2 separate regions of the Homo sapiens genome follow, and region 1 is linked to region 2. Evidence: read pairs that join two places in POLR2A ChIA-PET (ENCODE). Cell type or tissue: PC-9. All regions are shown on one strand.

Region 1 (4,000 bases), 110 kb after region 2:
CATGCCATTGCACTCCAGCCTGGGTGACAGAACAAGACTCTGTCTCAAAAAAAAAAGAGAGAGAGAGAGAGAGACCCCTGTTGCACATCTTGGAGCACAGACTGGATTTCCACCCACAGTGGTCCCCTTTTAGATTCTAGAATAACATTGTTTCACCCAATGTTGTTTTATTACAATGCTGATGAGGGGGGTAAAAAAAGAATCAATTCCTGGCTGGGGTCACTGTCTGTGCAGAGTTTGCTGGTTCTCCCCATGCCATGCCAACTACTTTCCTCTCACATCCCAAAGATGTGCACATTAGGTTCACTGGCGTGTCTACATTGTTCTAGTCTGAGTGAGTGTGTGTGCATGTGTGCACGCGTGCATATGTGTGCCCTATGATGGGATAAGGTCCTATCCAGGGCTGCTTCCCACCTTGTTCCCTAAGCTGTCAGGATAGGCTCTGGCCACTCAGGACCCTGAACTGGAATAAATGAGTCGGAAAATGAATGAATGAATGAATATAAATTATTGTAAAATAAAAATTCGTAAAGTAGATGATAATCATACAAATACACAATAAAGTAGACAATACTCATACAAATACACAATAAACAATGAGGTATGAAAGCACTCAGGGAGACTGCTGAATTTGTTCTCATTTACCCTGTGTGGTGGGAGGAGTTGCGCCTTACAATTTTCACTCTGCACACATTTATTCCTTGGTTTAACCCACCACCAGTATGACCACTGTTACTCACTGATTCACCAAAAATAGGTAAATCTTACTTGCTTTTATTAATTTTTTTTTTTTTTTTTTTTTTGAGGGAGGTCTTGGTCTGTCTCCCAGATTGGAGCACAGTGGCATGATCTCAGCTCATTGCAACCTCCACCTCCCAGGTTCAAGCGATCCTTCCACCTCAGCCTCCTAAGTAGCTGGGACCACAGGTGCACACCACCATGCTCAGCTAATTTTTGTATTTTTTTGTAGAAACGGGGGTTTCACCATGTCACCCAGGCTGGTCTTGAACTTTTAGACTCAAGTTATCTGCACACCTTGGCTTCCCAAAATGCTGGGATTATAGGCATGAGCTACCTCACCTGGCCTAATCTTTCCTAAATGCATGTATAGCTCACATTTATTTCAATATTTAATACTGGAAATGTTTTGAGTCTTTTTTTTTTTTTTTGAGACTGCATCTTGCTCTGTTGCCCAGGCTGGAGTGCAGTGGTGTGATCTCGGCTCACCACAACCTCCCCCTCCTGGGTTCAAGTGATTCTCCTGCCTCAGCCTCCTGAGCAGCTGGGATTACAGGCATGCCACCATGCCTAGCTAATTTTTGTGTTTTTAGCAGAGACAGGGTTTCACCATGTTGGCCAGGCTGATCTTGAACTCCTGACCTCAGGTAATCTGCCCACCTTGGTCTCCCCAAGTGTTGGGATTACAGGCGTGAGACACTACGGCCGGCCTGAGTCTTTATTAACAAGTTTGATGATGTTTTTGTGACCAGGAATATATGCCATAGGAACTTAACTGTTGTTTATATCAATTAGGCCGTGATAATTTTTTTTTATAGTCAGTTCACCTAAAGTCACGGTTTCCAAGAATCTATCAACAGCATTAAGTGAAAACTTACTGTGCACTGAACAATTTGTGACTGACTTGTATCAAGCACATACATCATAACGTTGCTTAGGGACTGCTCTGCCTGCACTCCCGCTGTTGTTACTCTTTTCCCAAAATAGCCATAGAAAATGAAAAGGGAGGCTGGGCGCGGTGGCTCACTCCTGTAATCCCAGCACTTTGGGAGGCCGAGGCGGGCGGATCATGAGTTCAGGAGATCGAGACCATCCTGGCTAACACGGTGAAACCCCATCTCTACTAAAAATACAAAAAAATTAGCCAGGCATGGTGGTGGGCGCCTTGTAGTCCCAGCTACTCGGGAGGCTAAGGAAGGAGAATGGCGTGAACCCGGGAGGCGGAGCTTGCAGTGAGCCCAGATCGCGCCACTGAACTCCAGCCTGGGCGACAGAGCGAGACTCTGTCTCAAAAAAAAAAAAAAAAGAAAATGAGAAGGGAACTAATATTCACACTGCCTAGCTGCAGCCCTCACTGAATCTACTGAGCCCCTACTCTGTGCAGTCACCGTGATCACAAAAAACTCCATGAATTGTATATTCTCATCCCAGTTTTACAGATGAGAAAAATAATGATCCAAAGAGCTTAAGTAGTTTCCCTAAGGCACATAACTAAGAAATCATTCAAAGAGGTTAAGTATTATGTGCTGAGCTGAGTCAAATTGAGGTCTTCTGACTCATGCTTTTCTTGTCTCACTCTACCACGCCCTGTCACTGAAAATTGCTTCCTTGAGTTTGTGCAGTTGCACATTCGCAGTTATGCGAACCCCGTTTACTTCACTGCATTGACCTTCAATGGGCTGATTTATCACAGGTGAGCTGTTGGCTTCTCATTTGTAAGTGGGCCATCTGGCAAGCAGCATATGGAAGCAGACCCTTTAACAAGGTCATAAGAAGGTTAATTAACTCTAGATTTTAAACTATTTTTCTAAAACCTGAAAGAAAGAAATACTGTTTGATATTGAGTACCAGCTGTTAGTAAGGTGTTGTGTTGGGTGCTGTATAGATATTACATTATAACTTCTTGTTTAATCCTCACAATATCCCCGTGAGAAAAATACTACACTAGCCTCCATTTTTCCAATGAAAAACAAATGTGACATTGAGAAGTAACTTGCCAAAGATCTCCTGAGCCCAGGAATTTGAGGCCAGCCTAGGTAACATGGTGAGACCTCGTTTCTACAAAAAGTTATTTTCAAAAAAATTAGTCAGGTGTGGTGGTAGCTCCCCTCTAGTCTCAGCTACTTGGGAGGCTGAAGTGGAAGGATTGCTTGAGCCCAAGAGATTCTCGGCTGCAGTGACCTGAGAATCACACCACTGCACTCTAGCCTAGATGACAGAACAAGACCCTGTCTCAAAAAAAAAAAAAAAAAAAAAAAAGTTTGTAGCTCAGTGAATTCACTAGCGTCCTTCTCCAGCTTGTTTAGAAAGCATAGGAAATCGTTTATAGCAAGTCAACTCCCAGTTCTAACTTTAGGATTCTACCTGCAACTATCATTTTCAACTTATAGTACCCTTGGTGAATGCCAAACAAATAGGCATATAGTACCCAGACACATTTGAAGAAATGCATTTCTACCTTATTGCAAAAAAAAAAAAAAAAAAAAAGACTCACAATCTGATGTCTAATGGTCTAATGTCTATACATTGCTTGGCCATACTGCCCAAGGTAATTTATAGATTCAATGCCATCCCCATCAAGCTACCAATGACTTTCTTCACAGAATTGGAAAAAACCACTTTAAAGTTCATATGGAACCAAAAAAGGGCCCGCATTGCCAAGACAATCCTAAGCCAAAAGAACAAAGCTGGAGGCATCATGCTACCTGACTTCAAACTATACTACAAGGCTACAGTAACCAAAACAGCAAAGTACTGGTACCAAAACAGAGATATAGACCAATGGAACAGAACAGAGCCCTCAGAAATAATACCACACATCTACAACCATCTGATCTTTGACAAACCTGACAAAAACAAGAAATGGGGAAAGGATTCCCTATTTAATAAATGGTGCTGGGAAAACTGGCTAGCCATATGTAGAAAACTGAAACTGGATCCCTTCCTTGTACCTTATATAAAAATTAATTCAAGATGGATTAAAGACTTAAATGTTAGACCTAAAACCATAAAACCTTAGAAGAAAACCTAGGCAATACCATTCAGGACATAGGCACGGGTAAGGACTTCATGTCTAAAACACCAAAAACAATGGCAACAAAAGCCAAAATTGACAAATGGGATCTAATTAAAGTAAAGAGCTTCTGCACAGCAAAAGAAACTACCGTCAGAGTGAGCAGGCAACCTACAGAATGGGAGAAAATCTTTGCAATCTACTCATCCGACAAAGGGCTAATACCCAGAATCTACAAAGAACTCAAAT
Region 2 (4,000 bases):
AGTGAAACTTGTATAACCAAAAGAAACTGAATTTTCAATGAGAAAAAATTACCGTGGGCGGGAGTGGCCAGAGAAGGCTTCGTGGAGATAGGACTTCAGCTGGGTTTAGAAGGACATGTTATTTTGTAAGATGCAGCAGATTTGTCTTTCAAATCATGTTTTGTTTAGCTTAACATGAAAATAATTTTTATTACATTATTAAATGGATAGAAATTTACCCTTTAAGCGTGAGATTAAAATATGGTCCTTGAAAAACCCCTCTCTCTCCATATATAAATTTTCTTTGCTATTTTGCTATTTGACATTGGGGATGTAAGGATTCATAAGAGAGAGTGGAAAAGCACACATTTGGTGATTTGTGTAAGAACAAGTGCTATGGGAAATAACCTAAATACCTAATATTCTACCAGTGATGGCATGTTTCCAGGAGGATTAAATTTAGTGAGAAAACTGAAAAAGCAGTGCTTTTGTGCTTCAAAATACTTTATTTATTTATTTTTACTTATTTATTTATTTTGAGACATTGTCTCGCTCTGTTGCCCAGGTTGGAGTGAAGTGGCACAATCTCGGCTCATTGCAACCTCCACCTGCTGGGTTCAAGCGATTCTCCTGCCTCAATCTCCCGAGTAGCTGGGATTACAGGCGCCTGCCACCACGCCCTGCTAATTTTTGTATTTTTGGTAGAGACGGGGTTTCGCCATGTTGACCAGTCTGGTCTCGAACTCCTGACCTCCACGTGATCTGCCCGCCTCAGCCTCCCAAAGTGCTGGGGTTATAGGAAAGAGCCATGGCACCCAGCCATGCTTCAAAATAATTTAATCCCAACAAATCTGTAAATTAGTAACTTACATTCCAGTTCTTCCAATGAGAAAACTGAGGCACACAGAGCACACAGAGCTAAGAATGAGCACAGCCAGGATCTGAAATCAAATATATCTGATTCTCAACCCATCTCTTTTTACTATGTGACTCATTTTTAGGTAACAAAAACAGTAACTTCTCACTCTATGTTGATGTGTTCAAGTATAACACAAGAAACAGGATAAGGACATTAAAAAAACAAACTAGCCAGAATTCCACAAACAGCTAGCCAGAACTACATTAACTAAACTGGATGACATCTCTGGACATCAATCTCACATATAATGAAATGATCTCCACAGCAAATCGTTCCTTTATGTATTATCCTATTCTTGAAATTTTATTGCACAGCATAATACCGTTTTTTCACACAGTGCTTGTTCAGTCCCTATTCTACGGACAATCTTCATCTCCTCAAATTGGTAAGCAACACCTTGTAGGCAAGGATATGTTATTCTTTAGAATCTCTAAAGCGTGCAATACATTCCCATAGTATATATTCAGTAAACACCTATTAAGAGTTGCTGGGCAATACTCCTTTGATTTCTATAAAAATCTCCTTTCCAAAAGGATTTTCTTCATCCATTTCTACTACGACATTGACAATTGACACTAAATTAAAACAAGTAGCTATACGTACATAATAATGTTTTTCTTGCAAATTAAACCAAGATGAAAATTGCAGCCCTTGTAAGGGTCTTACTACAGATACAAGTTACAGATGAAGTGAGCCTTTATTTCCATGAAATGAGCCAGCAGGAGAATTTTACATAAACACTAAAAGTGAAAAACTTGCAATTCTGGACTATGAGCCAACACACAAAAGAAGCTCATTTCAATCTGTCAGATAAATGCCTACTCAACAAGCATGACTTCCTGGAATATATTTGGCTATTTTATATTCTGTTTCCTTAATCTGCCACTAACTGTGACAATCTCAGAATGTTTTTGAACTTTAGGATATATTTCTATTATGCACATTTTTGAAAACTCTAAAATGTGTTTTAAAGATGCATGTCTGACTAGTTTCTGCATACCACAGGGAAGTTCATTAACCTAAGTGGTAGGGGGCAGCAGGAGGGGAGACAGGGAGACAACAGAAGCAGGGAAAGAGAAAGGAGAAACAAAGTTGTAGCTTTGGTAAACACCACCACTAACCTTGTTGCAGAGACACCAAGGTTATTAGAAAAGTGACGGCAGTAGCACTGCCAGGTTTGGCTGGAGCAGCCACCACTACCACTTGCTTCGCCGACTGTGTAATATATGTGGAAATGTGGGAGATTCTCGTGCTACATCATGAAACTGCATCTGTATGCTAAATATCTAGAGACAGGAAGAGCCCTGGAAAAGGAAAAGAAGAGCAATCCCTGTACTATGTAGAAGCCTAAAATCCTTGACAACGCAAGATTCTCCTTGAACAGCTCTATCAAGCAAGTAAAAGACACACACACCAGGAATTGGTTGACTGGTGCTTTAAAATCATTATCCATGTGTGTTTTGCTCCTCACTCCAACAAGGGCATTATATAGAGCTGAGAACACATCAGCATTTAGGAATTTCCCAAAATACTCTTGGTAGGAGGGATTCCCCACACCCAAGCCCATGAAAAGGCAAAGCTGCTCTGCAACTTACTTCAGCCAGAGAGGCAGGGTGCACAGCCAGCCCTCACTCACACACCCACGCACACATACGGACAGGCTTTCCCTAGCATCCTGCACTGAAAATGAGGAGACTGTTCCCTTGACTCCCTGCACAGTGCCACATTAACATTTTCAGAAGCTACTGGATACACAGAAGGCTTTTCCTGACAAACAAGGACATCCAGAGATCTAATCCCTGCTGACAACTGCTTTGTGGAACTTTCTGTCCTTTTCAGACATGCCTACTTAAATCTATTCTTTAACCTCTCCTGCAACCAAATGTAGCCAATTAAAAATTGTACTTACCTTCAACAAAATGGGAAAATTACTCACAGCTACAAGGTGGCTTGATTTTAAGTAAATGAATCACATTTATATTAGCTTTAAAAATCACAATTACTATTTGCATAAGACACATCCTTCTAAGAGATCTATCAAAACAGAGCAACATTTTCCAAACGTGACAGTATTAATTTGATAGGATCTGAAAAAACAAAGCCTTTGTACTTCCCTTTTAGTGAAATTCAAAGTAATCTCTCTGAATTACATACTCTTTATATTGTTCTCAAGAGGGAGCAGAAGAAAATCTTCTTTTGGAAAATGTCATCCCCTGAGAGATCCAGGTAAGTGGGCATTCATCTTTGCAGTACAACATGAGGGGTTAAGCAAGGAGCTACACCATCCAACGGTGCCCGGCTTTCCCCCGGCTTCACTTGGATCAAGCAGCAGGGTTAATTACGTGGAACAGCCAAAAAGGTAAAGTAACTGGGTATTGACTTTTGGGGGCTGGTAATTTCTATAGTGCCTATGGCTCTAGACTTCCTAATAAGCTTTTCCTTAATCTGCTTTTGAAACTAAAGAGTCAAGAACAAAGTAAAACAATTTTTTAAAAAGAAATAAAGAAAGAAACAAGCAACATCCTCCCCACTCCCCAACATTTGGAGCTAATCATGGGGAAAATCCTTCCTATAGGCATTTGATTTTAGGTACTTGTCACATTTTCTTTCCCAACTCCACTCCACCCCACTCTATGCGTTTTTCTTGGCATGATCTCTCTCCCTTCCTTTGAGAAAATAAACTGCATTTGCTCTATATTAACACTTCAGATACAACAGCTCCCCCCAACAAAATCCTCTCTTTATCCTGGAAGGTTTAACTTGACATGTTTTTTTCCTCAGAAGAAACCAGGCTAGAAATCCCAACACTGCTCCACTAAGTAAACTCTCCTAGGAAGAGAGGATTCACATGGCATATGCAAAGCCTCCTAGATGCCAAAGAGTTGAATAAGTGGCACATGGCATATGCAAAGCCTCCTAGATGCCAAAGAGTTGAATAAGTGGCATGTGGCAGTTCCACACCTGAGTCCAAAACACATCCCTTCAAAGAGCCACCAGTGTGATGTCCTCAATAATATTCTAAAATGAATAGCATCACACTGTTTTGGACATGAAGGTGATGGTTCTGAAAGGATAGGAAGGAATGTAAAACATAATCTATTT

Evidence for each region. Peaks named below come from ENCODE experiments on the same cell type or tissue, not always from the same donor. Only the 100,000 strongest peaks of a DNase experiment are listed, where the experiment ranks them.
Region 1: POLR2A ChIA-PET joins it to region 2 with 6 read pairs; 4 of 35 experiments call an interaction of 5 or more read pairs at or near these places.

What each region holds. Positions count from the first base shown.
Region 1 is chr10:72,674,898-72,678,897 of GRCh38, reverse strand. No RefSeq gene overlaps it. Among named protein-coding and RNA genes, the nearest start is that of MCU, 15 kb to the left of the region's middle. RefSeq lists a silencer at 2,153-2,447. In PC-9, no CTCF peak of the experiment used is centred here; a DNase peak (open chromatin) is centred at 2,317; H3K4me3 peaks cover 794 bases; H3K27ac peaks cover 2,271 bases.
Region 2 is chr10:72,783,263-72,787,262 of GRCh38, reverse strand. All of the region lies in intron 1 of MCU (mitochondrial calcium uniporter), which reads right to left. Among named protein-coding and RNA genes, the nearest start is that of MIR4676, 64 kb to the right of the region's middle. RefSeq lists a silencer at 3,598-3,892. In PC-9, no CTCF peak of the experiment used is centred here; DNase peaks (open chromatin) are centred at 2,442 and 3,792; H3K27ac peaks cover 1,233 bases.